Linked DNA regions of Mus musculus: region 1 is linked to region 2. A link is a loop called in an ENCODE intact Hi-C map of the cell type or tissue named here. Cell type or tissue: left cerebral cortex. All regions are shown on one strand.

Evidence for each region. A loop is a pair of places that touch in the nucleus more often than their neighbours do. Peaks named below come from ENCODE experiments on the same cell type or tissue, not always from the same donor. Only the 100,000 strongest peaks of a DNase experiment are listed, where the experiment ranks them.
Region 1: it touches region 2 in a loop (6-fold over the local background); 5 of 42 quality-filtered maps call a loop at or near these places.

The regions. Positions count from the first base shown.
Region 1 is chr9:75,243,045-75,251,044 of GRCm38, reverse strand. It overlaps Myo5c (myosin VC), which reads right to left. Exons shown (of 41, transcript NM_001081322.1): 3 at 5,910-6,075; 4 at 4,763-4,907; 5 at 1,156-1,312; 6 at 529-672. Among named protein-coding and RNA genes, the nearest start is that of Gm33750, 9.6 kb to the right of the region's middle. In left cerebral cortex, CTCF peaks have their summits at 5,378 and 6,308 (motif pointing right); DNase peaks (open chromatin) are centred at 4,791, 5,351, 6,992, 7,813 and 3 more places; H3K27ac peaks cover 7,721 bases.
Region 2 is chr9:75,192,875-75,200,874 of GRCm38, reverse strand. Myo5a (myosin VA) reads right to left here. Exons shown (of 41, transcript NM_010864.2): 31 at 6,738-6,936; 32 at 4,675-4,749; 33 at 3,139-3,232. Among named protein-coding and RNA genes, the nearest start is that of Myo5c, 35 kb to the left of the region's middle. In left cerebral cortex, a CTCF peak has its summit at 3,350; DNase peaks (open chromatin) are centred at 3,439, 4,314, 5,832 and 6,375; H3K27ac peaks cover 7,318 bases.

The sequences.
Region 1 (8,000 bases), 50 kb before region 2:
CCTTTCTCACCAACAGGATAGTCAGGTTGGCGGCCCTGCCTGCTTCAGTGTTCATGTATGAGAAAGATACGGCAGATTTTTAAACTATAAGGGTTTTCTTTTCTCCCCAATCCAAAAACAGTAGCCTTTATTCTCAGTTCTCACGAGGCCACATCTATACATCAACTTTTGCTTTTGAAAGAAAGAACAGATAAAGACCCCAAAGAGGACAGGAAAGCCTGCCAGACTGGATCCTTCTGGCTGCAGATGCCGCAGGTGTCCCAGGAGTCTGAGTATTTGGAGCTAAGGACAAGGAGGTTTAAGGCTTTTTAAAAATTATTTTGTAAAAAGTTTTATTTACTTATGTATGTATGTGAGTACGCTGTTGTTCTCTTCAGGCACACTAGAAGAGGGCATCAGATCTCACCACAGATAGTTGTGAGCCACCACGAGGTGCTGGGAATTGAACTCATGACCTGTAGAGATGCAGGCAGTGCTTCTAACCGCTGAGCCATCTCTCCAGCCCCAGTTTAATACCTCCATTCTCACCTGAAAGACAACTCTGGACTTCTCCAGGAGGTAAGTTCTCATATTGGCGCCAATGATCTGGTTTCTCTCATCAAAGCTGATCTCTGTGTATTTCCCAAACCGACTGCTGTTGTCATTGCGGGTGGTCTTGGCATTTCCAACAGCCTAGAACACACAAGGTTCAGTGTTGACCAGTGACATCCTATGTCACTCAAGGATGCTGGGCAAGTTAGGGGAGAAGCTTGGAGCTGGAGAAGAGCAGCCTGGTTCTCCTGAGTCTGAAGGAGCATGGATTCTGGGCTTCACAGCCCTGGGGTCCATTTCTGCTATCTGTAGAATGCTGTAAAAGTTAGCTTACTTTTTCATGTCTTCTACTTGCAATATGGAAACGTATGTATCTTGCTGTCACGGACTGAATGTGCCTTCCCACATCCACGATTCTTTTAAAAGTATGTATGTATGTGAGTGACATCATGCACACACAGAACTTGTATCCCTGTTCTTGCCACCCTCATTCCTTGGGTCTTTAAGGGAAGAAGTCTCATCAACAACATAGCTACATGCCCAGAGCCACCACCTCCCTCCCTGCCCCCACCCCCCTGCACCTCCAGCCCTCAGCATCTCCTTCTTCAGTTGTACTGTGCCTACCTCAGTTATGGGATTGGATGCCAAGACTTTGTCCTCCACATGGGCATTGCTGCTCGATTTGCTGACGGTAGCGAAGTACCTCATGGCATAGCGTGCAGAGACAGTCTTCCCGGCTCCTGATTCTCCACTCACGATTATGGACTGATTTCTATTGTTCCTAAAAGCAACACATGAGAGATGCACTGAGATGTACTAAGAAAGCTTAACTTCTCTCCACTAAAAAGGCAACATATCAAGACCTGTTCCTGAAGAGGATGAGAGTAGGAGGTAGAGAGAGGTGGTTTGGCCAGTATGGTGATTTCCTACCATGCATGAAGCCCTGGGTTTGACCCTCAGTTCTCCATAAGCCAGGCATGGTGATGCACTGAGGAAGTGGAGGCAGGAGAATTTGAAGTTCAAGGTCATCCTCAGCTATGTAGGATATTAGAGGCCAACCTGGGCTACAAGAGACCTTGTCTTAGAACAAACAAACAGAGGAACAAAAAGGACAATGGCAACAATGACAACAACAACAAAACAAAAGGCTGTATCATTTGTCTATCATCTATCTTATCTCTCTCTCTCTCTTTCTTTCTTTCTTTCTTTCTTTCTTTCTTTCTTTCTTTCTAATCTATCATCTATTTACCTATCTATCTACCTTCTATCTATCTAATCTATCATCTATCTATCTATCTATCTATCTATCTATCTATCTATCTAATCTATCATCTATCTATCTAATCTATCATCTATCTATTTATCTAGCTACCTAATCTATCATCTATCTATTTATCTATCAATCAATCTACCTACCTTCTATCTATCTATCTAATCTGCCATCTATTTACCTATCTATCATCTATGTATCTATGTATTTATCTACCAACCTATTATCTATCTATCCATGTATCTTTGTACCTATGTATGTATGTATGTATGTATGTATGTATGTATCTATCTATCTATCTAATCTATTTATCTATCATCTATCTAACTACCTTTTATCTATCTATCTATCTATCTATCTATCTATCTATCTATCTATCTATCTATCTAATCTATCTATCTATCTAACTACCTTATATCTATCTATCTATCTATCTATCTAATCTATATATCTATCTACCTTTTATCTCTCTCTCTATCTATAATCATGTATGTATGTATGTATGTATGTATGTATGTATGTATGTCTATTTTAGAAAATGGGATGTTAGCAAACTGCCCCAGGGGTCCAAATATTCAATGGACTTCCTTCTAGCTTTTAAAAATTTGTGGCTACAGAGAACACACAGTGTTTCCTGCTCTGACCTTTGTCCCTTTGTTTTGAGGTCCCCAAGATAATGGCCAAGGTTATCAACTACTACAAGGGTGTGGCTTTACAGTCAAAACCATGACTAGGATAGACCACACTGAGGAGATTCAGAGCAAGATCAGCCAAGGGGAGAAGCCATGGTGGGAAGACACAGGAAACCTGTGCAGACTTCCCATGAGTTTTCTTCGTGTCATAATGGCTATGTTCCTGACCCAGGGAATGGATCTCATGGCCTGTAAGAAGTTGTTATCTGGAACCCACACACCAGGGGCTCTGTGCCTGCCCTCTGTTTCTCGAAGGTCTGGGAGTTCAGCCTCCCAGGAGGAGAGCAGGGCCTCAGCATCAAACACGCTGCTTAGACAAAGTGTAAACTTAGGTGCAAAGAGCCAAGCTTACAGGAGATAGACTGAATTGCCCCGGAATTGGCCAGGCTCAGACTAGCTTTCCAAAGAGGTTCTCAGGACAGCTTCCTCAAGCCCCAGTAGCAACTTCTGCACATCCTACTGATATTATTTTAAGAGCAACGATTCAAAATATATTTGGGGACATATGTGTTCTATAAGCCTACACACTGTTACATAATGAAGATATTTTAAAAATAATGCTGTAAGCTTTTCAAGCCATAGGAATATGGCAGTATACTGCTGACGTGGGATCGGCACCACTTAGGTGGTAGACGCTGGGTGAACACTTCACATTTGTTATGCCTCTGTTATGCCTCACAAAAGTCCTATGGCACACTTAACAATTTTACAGTTGTATGAGTCTGGGATTCTTTGTCATGAAAATTGGCCCCAGGTCACAGTACATAGTCTCCTGTGGTGATGCTAGAGTCCCTGGTCCAGTTCTTTCTTCTCAAAAAGGAGGAAAGGAAGACCCTAGAAAGGTTGCGGACAAGAGTCGCTCAAGAAAGGCAGATGGCTCAGTCCATCATCAAGCCAGGCCACCACGAGCCCATTTTATCTTCAGTCCATTCATCGCAGTGACACGGATTCAAGCTGGAAACTGACATAGCCCTGCAGTTCCATTGGCCTCACACCGATGATGGTCAAACTGTCACTTCAGATGATGGCCATCAGAATGTCCGGCAGGGGTTTCTGGGAGGTCTTCAGAAGCCAGAAAGTCCCAGAAGTAGGATGTGCTAAGGTTGGGAGCAATCTTACTGCATCTCAGACATCCATCCTTTTTGCCTTCTTGGGAACGTGACCCCATTGTGAGAGGCTGAGCTACTGGCATGGTCAAAGGGTAGGCCAGCCTTATCTGGCCATGTGGGTATGTCCCACGAGCAATGCTGCTCTGTAGGGGCTCTATCATCTGGAGGACAGTCCCTTCTCTTAGTCCGTGTGAAGTAGGGTATGGAGGAGACAGCTTGACCCTGAGGCTATGGGTCTCCCTTAAGGGATGGGGGCAGGCATCATTCAGTCCCTGATGACTTGAAAGAAGTGAAATTTAGCCTCAGGTTGCCCATTAGGCTTCCCTGTTAAACCATGTCTTGTTTACTGCATCACTATGGCTCCCTTGCGCATAAATGAGCCTGCCAGAGTCTGCCTCACAGATGAAGACTATTCAGTCGCTATACCCAGAATTATGAGGCAAGTCCTGAGCCCATGCCTCAGTTTCTTATGCAAGATGGGAAGAAAGATAGCAGTACAGTGAACTTTGTAGGAGTGTGGCAAAACCTGAAGGAGACCGCTGGGTGTGAGAATTCTTTTGCAAGCTGTAAAGTTTTTGACAAATTTAGGATGGTGTTTTTATTCTCCAGCATCCTACAGACAAGGGCAATAGAATGACAAGAGGACAGTCATGAGAGAAATAACTTACACCTAGAATCATGAAGATCTGGGCCCAAAGCCCAGCTCTCTCTTTAGCCTACTGCATATGCCAGGGGTTAGGTTACTGTGGAAAGGCATGGATATCACAGGCTGCCCTGTGGGTACCAAGGTGATGCTTGAAGTGTGAACCCAGTGCTTTTGTTGCAAGAGGATTTTTGTAAAAGTCCAGTAGCAAAATCTGCAGGGTCATGCAAAAGCGAGGTGAGGGCACCAGGTTAAAATCCAAACCTGTGGCTAGAACCTGTGCTTAGCTGGCAGTGAGGCTGCCTCCTTAAACTGGATCAAAACCAGACCACAAACCACAGACATCTCACGCTGCAGAGTCACTAGGTCCTCCCCCAGCCAAACGGGCTGCAGGGAAACACAGACCTGACTTCTGAGCTCAAAACAGCTTCCTTTCACTGTGAGGGCTGAGCAGAGGCAGAGAGAGTAGAGGCAGAGAGAGGAAGAGCCGAGGAAGGCCGGTCTGGCAGCAAACTACCTGGCCATCTGCTTGTAGGCCTCCTCTGCAACCGCAAAGATGTGTGGGTCCATGTCACCCATGTTCTGTCCGCTGTAGGCGTGGATGATGGCATCCCCGTATATTGGTAGCTGTTTGTAAGGATTCATGGCCACCAAAATGATTCCTGAGGAAAGAGGTGAAGTGCGGTTAGCAGACTCGCCTGGAGTTTTATCCCAGCCGCTCCTTTGCGGGTGACCTCCCCCTTGAATACACCTTCTTTTTATGTCAAACTCTTGATGCACATAGGTTATGGAACATAATCAAGATGGCTGGCCTTTGGTTTCAGGGACCTCCCCTATCCACGGTTGTCCTTCCAGCAGTCAGTGGGCTGGGAACTTACTGCTCACCCTTCACATGTTACTAGCACTTGGAGATCCGTCTTTGGTCCTGAGGATTGGGGACCCCACAGAGACTGGCATCTGTACACCTGCTCTGCCTCACATCAGGAAACCCTCACCAGGTGCTTAGTAGGTGCCAGCAGTGTTCTTCAGCCTCCAGAGCCACGAACCAAACTTCTGTTCTCTGTTAGTTATCTAGTCTCAGATATTCTATATTACAGCAACAGAAAATAGAAGAAGACACCCGCCCCCCACAGGCTTTTTCCAGAAGTCCCAGTTCTTTTTAAATTCTTTTTTTTTTTTTTTTGGTTTGTCGAGACAGGGTTTCTCTGTGTAGCCGTGGCTGTCCTGGAACTCATTCTAGACCAGGCTGGCCTCGAACTCAGAGATCCACCTGCCTCTCCAGTTCTTCACTGAAAGCTTGTGCTTGACCTGGGTCCAGTCACTCAATGCTCTGAATCTCGGTTATCTGACAGTCACCTTCCTCTAAGGCTGTTCTGATGTCTGGGTGGGGTGACACATGGGGAAAAGAACTGCGTTTTTGAAAGTCCCAACGTAAATGTAACAATGACAACAATGTCCCAAGAAGTAATAAGTGTGTTGGATGTGGTGAGAGACTCAGACACGAGCCCATGGTGATCTTTCCTCCTAGTCCATCTTCGTTCCCACGAGCAGTTCTCCTTACACAGACACCTCTTTTTACACACACTCTCAACACTCAGCATCGAGAGTGCTCGGGGCACGCAGACGGTAGGCCTGGGGGTGAGGGTGTCGTACTGTATCCTTACCACTGTAGGTGTAGATGAGTTTGGACTCTGCGAAGCGGATTCTGAGATTATGCAGCACTGCGGGCTCATGGAGGTAGCTGAGGGCTGTGAGGTCATTCTCACCCACCAGGATGTCAGGGTTCCGAAGCGGAGGCAGTGACCCTGGGTCAACAGGGTATTCCAGCTCCTATAAACAAAGACAGACGTAAACTTCTAGAAATAGAGGACCTTCGGTATTTCTGCTAAACTGTCTCCTCCTATCCACCTCCCATAGACGCACTTCTCACATTAAAACAACACCACCAAAACCCAAATCAAAACAACCACACCCCACACTTTTTAAGAGGTTATTTGTGTGTGGGTATATGTGTGTGGATGGTTTGCTTGCTAGTGTGTATATGCATGACATTTATGCAGTACCTGCAGCAGCCACAAGGGGACGTTGGATTTCCCCCCCTTGGAGCTGTAGTTACAAATGGCTGTGAGTCACCATGTGGGTCCCTGGATTGAACCCCGGTCCTCTGCAAGGGCAGCAGGTAATTTTAACCCCTGAGCCATTTCTCCAGCCCCCACAACATTTTTTTGAGACAAAGTCCTTTACTAGGTAGTCCAAATTGACTTCAAACCCTCTATCCTCCTGCCTCAGAACTGCTGGGAATACAGGTTGAGTGTCACCACACCTGTCTTAGAAACTTTAAGTAGAGGAAAAAGGAAATAACCTTTATAGGTGACTCAAGGCAATGAAAAACTGGGAGCCAGGGCATCAGATCATTGACTGTGTGTCTTAAAGCAAGTCCCCTTCCTCTACCTGACTCCCCTCTTCTGTGAAGGGGTCCTCAGAGCTGAAGAGGCTGTGATGGAAGGTGGTAGGAAGCCCATGAGCATGCATCCAGTGGCCCCACCCTATGTCTACCATAGGGGCCTTGGGAATGGACACGTGGAAAGATGCTGTTGCTAGGACAACACAGCCTAAGGTGCCTCATGGCTCTGAAATTGCCAAGTGGGTCCTTAGTTGACACGTTGAAGGGGAGGAGGGAGAGAGGGAGAAAGAGAGAGCTTATCAGCTAGCTAGTCATCTCTGGGGGAGGGGAAAACATGAGACTGAGAGATGGAGGCAGGGGTGACATACTCTTCACAAAGCAAGCTTTGTCCTCTGGTACAAGGAAGGGTTAAGGTAAGAGGCACTGGCTGCCTGCCATTCTGCGTCCCTGGCCAGGGAACAGCCACCTGGAGCCGGCTAATTGCACAAGCAGCTGCTTTCTCAAGTCTTCCCTCCCTAGGCTCAGCTTCCTGAGGTACTTAGGACCCAGTGTGGCGTTCAGTTACAGAGAGCTACTGAAGAGCAAGCCACCCTGCAAGATGCCTCCACTTCAGGACCTGTGATGTCACAATGTCATTAGCTCCTTGGCTGTGTGTGGAGAGTAAGGGATACGGACTTAACAAGTGGTGATGCCTGACCCCAGAGCATGGATCTTTCCTTCTCTGCAACTTCTGAGATCTCAGGAAAGGTCTGATATCCAGGACCAGATGCCCGGAAGTAGTATGTGGCATGTCTCTGTGTATTTTGTAAATTGCAGCATTGAACGTTTATAAGGAATTCCCCGCCCACCCCTGAATCCAATGGAGCACAGAGAGTTGATCCAGCTTTGCATCTAACACTTGAGTCTAACAGCACAAAGTCAGTGTTAGCTGTGAACCCAGAGGGGTGGCTTCTTAAAGCTGATAATGAAATCTTTGGTTGCTGATGATCAAAAGACTGGGATGGCCTGTGGCTGTAACTCTGCAGCAGCACAGCCCACTGGAGCGTTGGAGGAAGCCCGAGCCTTCTGGTTCTGTCTCTGTGCCCTCCACACACCCTCCCAGCCCTTATATAATCTATACACCCTAGATTGGCTTTCTAGCTCTGCAGTCTCCTTCCACACCTCCTACCTCTCCCCGAGAGCGAGCTCCCTCTTCCTATCTGGATCCTGCCTCGGGATCAGACTACTTCCCTCCAAGTTCCTCCTCTGCCCAGGCTGTACTGAGTGAGACCCAGAAACTGCAGCAGCTGATGGCTGAGCACTTGGAACACAGCAGAGGCACACATCTGGAGACGAATCTGGAACCTCGTAT
Region 2 (8,000 bases):
TTCTGGAAAGACGGATCTAGAGCAGAGAAATCAGAAGGCCAAGGTTCTAGATCTACTATCTAACAGGTAGGGTATTGAAGGTTGAGGTTCTAGACCTACTATGTAATAGGCAGGGTGTTGAAAGCTGTGGTTCTAGAGCTACACTATCTAACAGGCAGGGTGTTGAAGACTCAGGCTCTAGACCTACTATGTAACAGTCAAGGTGTTGAAGGCACAGGTTCTAGACCTACTATTTAACAGGCAGGATATTGAAGGCTCAGGCTCTAGACCTACTATGTAACAGTCAAGATGTTGAAGGCTCAGGTTCTAGACCTACTATCTAACAGGCAGGGTATTGGGTAAATAACTTATAGTTCTAGGGTTTTGTTTTGTTTTGTTTTGTTTTTTAAATCAAAAAAGTTCCTGGCTTCTAGGATACTTTCAGGTCTGACTTTTTTTTTTTAAATGAAAATCAAGATATAACACCTACTCCTGGATTAAAATAGAGCACCATGAAGACCAGATTTTGAAACACTCTCTACTTAGCTGCATAATTTCTATTTTCCATTTTTTTCTCTTAAAAAGTGTTTTATAAAAAGTGTCCTCAATTAAATATAGTCCACAGGAAAGGCAAGAATCTTGCTATTTCAATTTAAGGCTAAAGGGTTTAAATGTTTTAACACATTAAAAAACATTAATATGCATTAATAAACTTTTATTAGATGGTGCTTTGTTGCACAAAGACTGGTATTTTTCTATAGAACACAGACCCAGAGAGAAAGAGATGAGTGTCAGAAGAGTGTGTCACGTTTATTCACTACTTTGGCAGGGTGTAGACAATGGACACCTAGGGAGGTACCCTAGGCATATGAGCCTATTTCATTTTAGCTAGATGCAAATAATTTAACTCAAAATATAAATTTTCTTAAGAATAAATATGACTTTTTCTTATTTAATCCATGAGCTTCTAGCATAAATACTATTTTTTGCTTGGCTATCAGGACAGTTTAGCTGAAAAGTTTGATTTCTAATTGATAATAGCCCAATAGCATCTTGAAATATCTTCTCTCTTTAATTACATTTCAAAGCATACCATTTAAGAAACTGATTTCAAATGTGAGATAAAAACGGTTTTTATATTTATTCACATTCATTAATGTTGGCAAAGAGCCACTAATTTAATAACCTTACAGGTTAATACCCTTATAGCAGAGTTTTTACAAATACTCTCCTGTCTTGCCATGGCGTCAGTTCAGTGTAGAAAGTTCTCTGTAAAAAAGAACCTGGATTTCTAAGTACTGCTGATAAACATTATAGCTCATATATATAAACCTGGGGTTTGAAGCTTTTTCTTCTTGTATTTGTATGCATGGAATATATGCATGTTCATGTAAGCATGTAGGTCGATGCACATGTGTGTATGTGAAGGCTCAAGGTTATATTGGGTATCTTTCTTCATTTATCTCTACCTCATGTGTTGAGAGGTAGAGTCTCTCCCTGAACACAGAGCTTGTTGTTTCAGCTTGTCCAGCTAGACAGTTTGTGGGAAATCACCTGTCCCTGGCACTTTAAACCTAGGATTGCAGGCAGTGGTCATGCCTGACAGCAGCTTATGCAGGATTTTGGGATCCAGTCCTCACAGTTTTATAGCAAGTGCTTTATACACCAAGGCAGCTCCCCAGCCCCTGGAGTTTCACAAGTTTTAATGTAATATATGAATAATGTAATGTTAATGGTCTATACAAAATATGTGGTTATAAAGTAATTGTTCTGATATCTAAACAAACATTTCAGTATTTGCATATTAATGAGAGTAATAACCTCTTTGACATTAACATCTGTGGCACTATATGCTCTAAATATTTTTAAAACTTATTTATTCAGTCAAGAATAGAAGGGTTATCAAAGGTCAGAAACTATGTTCATTGTTGTAACTGTGAAAAATAAGAGGTGATTTCCATGCCCAGAAAGCTCTTAGTCAAGCATAGAAACCAGTAATTCAAACAGAAAAACTGCCAAAAATTTAAGAGTGAAAAACCATAGAAAGTATGAACCAAATACAGAAAGCAGGTCCTGAGGTTGGTGGTGCGATCAGGATGCTTCTGAGGATGTGACAAGTGCCTTTAGTTCCACAGAATGAGCAGGGCTTGACTGGGACTGCCAGACAGACGGAAGAACAGTTATGACTCAGTGTGATGGAGTGGTGGGCTCTTTCTATCCTTTGTGCCACATGAGAGTCACAAAGATGACAAGTAGAGAATATGATAGATGGCCAGGATGAGCACATCATTTGTGGTTAAAATGGCTTAAAGGGAATTTTATCTTTGAAGTTCTGTTCCTCAGGTGCCTTGAGATGTGAGAGGGTGGCTGGAATGAACTCAGTGGTTGCTTTGGTCTCACTCACAGCTGGATCTCAAGCACCTGCAACTGCACCAGCACCTAGGCACACGCAATAAAACTTGCTGGATGATCAGACTAACTCACAGGACAACAGCAGTATGCTTCCATGGATTTTTTTCTCAAGGAGCATACCTTTTTTATATAGAAATGATTTTAAAAATCATGTTTCTTTATAATTATAATTCATATTTCCTGATTAATTTCTTTTTTTTTATTAGGTCGTGAGTTCTTTGAGGATACTCTACCACATTCCCTTTTGTAGCTCTAGTGGTAACAATTAGATTGTGTGTAGCAGGTATGTTGCTATTGCAGATGTGCCGCCCACATTAACTCATTCAGTTCTTAGAGACCATGTTTGAGAGGCACCATTATCATTCCCAGTGAGGATGTGGGAAAACTGAGGCATGGAGAGGCTCAGCACCACGCACATATTCTGAGCCTAGTAGGTAGGAGAGAGGCACAGGACTTGAATCAAGAAGCTGGCTCTAGAATCCTTGCTCTTAAGCACATGCTGTACTGACTAGGGCAGACTCTGGCATGTGTTAGCTGTTTGTTGAATGAATTTTCTCCCTTTGTAACTTACTGTTATGTTACTAGGAAAATTATTCCCATACATAGAAGAATTTTTCATTCCGCAGAGGTTAAGATTGTCAAAAGTAATTTTGATTATTTTCTCTAAAAACTCACCTGTAACTCTCTACCAGGTCACTAGCAATGGACATAAAATTTGACAAATGCTGTTAAAAAATGTTTAAGTACCTTCTAGTTCACCAATTTTTTTGGCAAAGACTTTCAGTTGTTTCTTCAGTTTCCGGACAGTTTTATCCTGCTTTTCAAGTTGTTCCATCAGATCCTAGGATCAAAATGAGAATTATGTCAGAAAGATGAGAACAGGCTCAGCACAGGCACAAAGGGCGCACAGATGGAATCACAGCAACACACTGTTAGTTTCACATAAAAGCTGCAGGTGGAGCCACCGCCTGGCTCAAACTGGCAGACAAAGGAGGTGCAGCTCCGGTGATGGCAAGGCTTTGACACTGCGGTGAGTGAAGGCAAGGCTGACACTGCAGTGAGCTCCTTACAGCTACAGCCTACAGCGTGATGGAAGCCTCCCAGCAGGCTCCTATGGAAACATCTCAGACTCACTGTCACTTGTGAGGGGGACTGGGCAAAGATGAGCTCTGATGAGTGCATACAAGGTCTGTGAGAGCTGAGGACAGCTGCACTTAGGAAAAGACTGACCCTCCGTGAGTAAAGCACAGCTATGCGTTACCTGTTCTAAACTCAGCCTTAACGCCTACGAAACATGAAGAAGTTGGGGAAACTAAAAGTAAGCTGAGCCAGGTGTTCTGGCATACACCATTAATTCAAGTACTCAGAAGGCAGTAGTGGGTGGATCTCTGTGAGTTCAAGGCCAGCCAGAGTTACATATAGAGACTGCCTTAAAAAAACAAGCCAAACAAAACCAAATCAAACAACAAAAAAGTAATAACAACAAAAGGATAAAGAACTTTCTGCTACATAGCATGAAGGTACATGACTATAACCCAAGTACCAGGAAGTCAGAGAGAATTCAAGGCCCGCCTGGGTTGTAGTGAAAGCTTGCCTCGGGGTGGGAGTGGGGTTCTGCTGGCATAAGACCCAAATGCCAGGTAATAAAAGATACCCACAAATCTTGCACAATATATATATTTAAAAAAAATGAAGTTTGAGTGCCTAATGTAAAATGTGAAAAAGAGAGAAAGAAAACCTGTGTTTTTAAATGGAAGGTAAGATACTGGCTTTATTTAGTAAAGAATTCTCTCCAAGGACAGGCAGTTAGATACTCAGGAAGAGGGAAGTGGGCATGACCAGACTAAGAAAGCTTCGAAAGGTCAGACATGAGTCAGTGGAGCTGGCTGGGGGTTGCCACTGAGTCTTAGAGAAGAACAGCATTTGATAATGCTGATTCATTCTCTAGCTTGCTCAGAACTGGGCTCAGACATCTGACTAGTGATTCTGAGGAAACAGCTGCTCACATTCCCAGTGCTGGGTTATGCTTCCTGAATTTGACTCTATCTTTGAAATCAATTGCTTCCATCACACTGTAAGCCTTGGGTTAACAACAAACCAAACACAGTGGACACGGGACACCAAAAGATAGCTGGCTAAAGATAGCTGTGGGGGGTGGGGGGAAGAGATTTTGTGAATATTTTTGAAGAGACCTCCTGGGCAGTGACAGACAGCAGTGTGCTCTTCAGTTAGAGAAGGCTAGAAGTAGCAGAGGACAACAGAAAAGCACTGTGTTTTACATACAATCATCCTTTTGTAAAGTGAAATCCGATAGGATTGATACTTCTTAGGGTCATCTGCATATAATTCCTCAAAATACTGAAAAAACAGGTACAATGGATATTTGTTTCTTGTGTCTTTGAGCAAGTGCTACCTCTCAGCAAAATTAACTTAAAAATACTTTAAAACACATGTAACGAAACTATATCTACTCACAGGTTCCAATTTGCCACCTGCTATTACCATGTATAGATGAGTCTCTATTTCACATGAACAGTGGAAATAGGTGATGGCCAGGATGTTGTCACTAGAACAGGGAACCATAGTGACCAGAGAAGGCTGACGTTTCAGTTCCCAGCATTTTACTGCTCCCTCACATGTGACTCTCTCAAGCTGCTGCTTGTCCAGTCACTATCAGAGCAGCAAGGGCAAGGAAGGCAATGACATAAAAAGGCAGGAAGGAGCACTGCTAGCACCCCGGTCCTGTTTGCAACTTGTGGAGCTGGTGAGAGGCAGCATGGGGAGACCTGTGAAGCCTGTGCACCTGAGGAGTAAGAAAGCCATTCCTATGTGTGCTGGTGTGTGTTCAGTGTGTGTGCGTGTGTGTTCATGTGCAGCAAAACTTCAGAAGCACTAAGCCCAGACGTGCTTACCTTAATATTCTGCTCAAGTGAATCCTAACAAATGTGTAATTAAAACTGAGAAAGAATATCCTTTCATACACTTGACTTTGATAATATTCTTCAAATTAGCAGTCAGTGTAACGAATGGCACAAGCAGATGATCTGCAAAGGATAGCCTAAAACAAACTAACCAGAGACTTCTATTTTGAGTGTAAGGTTTGTTCATTTCTGAGTTAGATACAAAATACTGATAGTACAGAAGAGTTATAAGGGTGAGCAACACTTGATTAACTTAGTGAACAAATTTAGAATCTGCCACCCAGAAACAAACCCATTTCACACACTGTCAGCATTTTAAGGCAATCACTCAGAAGCAAAGAATCTGTACACTGATCAGTCAGTATTATTCCACATATTTATCAATTAATCATCAACAGCATTGTTAGTCATATCAGCAAAGAGAGTAAAACATAACTTTTGAAGAACATTTTCTGACTCAGAAGCCGTCCCTATCAAGGTGCAGTTGCTCTGAAAGAGCACAGGCACCGTCCTTGCTCCTCCCCAACTCCTACCACGGAGCTTCATACACACAGTAGACTGGAAAGAAAACACTTTTTCCAATCTAGGTAAAATATGGGTGAACATATGGTGGTAGAGAACTATCTGTACTCTCAGTTATCACTAATGGAATTAGACCTTCAGAGAAATTCAGACACGTCTTACTGTGGATCTTAAAAGGTATTACTTTTTCATCTGTCACTAGAGAACAGATTTTATGCAAAAATGAATAATTATAATCTTTAACTGACTTTTATGCAATAAGTATATCTGTAAAATTTACATAGATGTAAATGTGATAAAGAAAAATATAGAAGATATTTTATTTTGGTTAAAAAAAATGGAAGGAATAAGAAAAAAGAAGGTCTTAGAGAGTCTGTGTGAGCATTCAGAATCTGGAAGGGGAACAGCAAAATCACCTTCCTCTTTACCATACAGGCTCTGCTTAAAACGAGAGAATGTGCCAAGTTCAATTCTAGTCCCTCTGCCCCGTTTTAGAAGCTCTGTATCCAGTGACAACACATAGCTCCTGCTTGACTCAACCAAGAATCTTCCCTGGCTTGTCGGCTAGACAGGCTGGAAGGCCTCCTCCCTGGATGCCTGAGATCAGAGGAAAATGGTCTGTAGCTGTGTCTCCCTGCCACTCAAAGCCTAGCAGGTAGTCAGGTTACTCTCTTCCGGAGACTCCAGGCCAGACCAGACACTCCATGTGAGGTCTGAGGGGCTCAACTGCTCAAGAGACTGCTATGAGAAATAGTCGGTACGATTTTATTATTTTGATTCATTTCTACCAACACATTCATATTTTCCTTTCTATTAGGGACAGCAGAGTATCTTTCCCAAAAAGAAAAGGCTGTGCTTTTTCTAAAAGAACATACAGCAGAGGGTCACTGCCCCTCTCCTTACCAGGTTTTCATTGGTCAGCCGGGTGATCTCATGCTGCAGGCTGGCCTCAATGCGGGCCTCAGGGGGCAGCTGCAGGTTCTGGGCCAGCAGCTGCTGTTGCCGGTTGTTTTCTTCCTTTAGGCTCTGGATCTCCCCACGGAGGGCCTCAGCCTCATTCTCATGGCTTCTTTTCTGTGACTGTAGCTGGGATTCTAAGAGCCTGTAGAGAGGCCACACAGTTTGTAGAGTAGTTGAGTTCACACTAATGGGTACAAAGCTACACACTCCTTTGAAAGAAACAGGAAAAGCAGATACTCTATACCATCTGTGCATCTCCTGACCCTAATAATGTCATGAAACTCAGATGCCAGTAATGGAAACTAACTTGTCCACATTTGTATCTTTTTGAATTGTATGAAGTTCTCTTTTAATTGGCATAGATAGTATCATTGCCAATAAACAAACAAACAAACAAACAGCTGCATTATGAAGAGCAAGATTATATACTCTCAATCTAATAAAATAGACCTTTAGAGACATAGTCATTGATTTCAGGCACAGGTTGAACCAGAATAATGTTTAATATTGCCCACTTATCTAAGGACAGAAAGCTGGCGCACTACTTGGAAACCCATAGATTTATCCAAATCCAGTTTAGTGGTTTTGTAATTCTTTTGTGTGTGTGTGTGTGTGTGTGTGTGTGTGTATGTGTGTGTGTGTGTGTGTGTGTGTGTGAATGTGAATGTATAGAGCTGTAATATCTCTCCCCAAGAAATTACATATCAGTAATGGAGTCCTAACAAGATATAAAGTTATAGTCAAGAATTAACTAACATGAAGAAAAAGGCATTTAGTCCCAATGTTATTTGTTACTAACTGCTGAATAAACTTACTGATGCCATTGTGAGCAAACTATAAATAGTGGACTAAACATTTTAGCTATTATTTATGAAGTTTCAAGACAGAGTCAACCAACAACACTGTGGTTAATGCCAATGGTTATGGTTAGAACAAAGCAGAAAAAGCAGAACCCAATTTAACAGTATAAAATCTTAAAATTGTAATCACTAAAATGAAAAATTTGATGGGATTTTTAAGATACAGACATTGTTAGGACTGATAAATAAGTTAGGGAGACACAGCTAATTCTATGTGGTTTTCCCTGGAAGTGAGCTGCTGAGCTCACGTGGTTATCCTGACTTCTTTGCTCCAAATCTCACCGTAACCAGAGAATGCTGAAGCAGTCACTTGCCACTGCTCTTGGGCAGCCTCACAACAACGAGA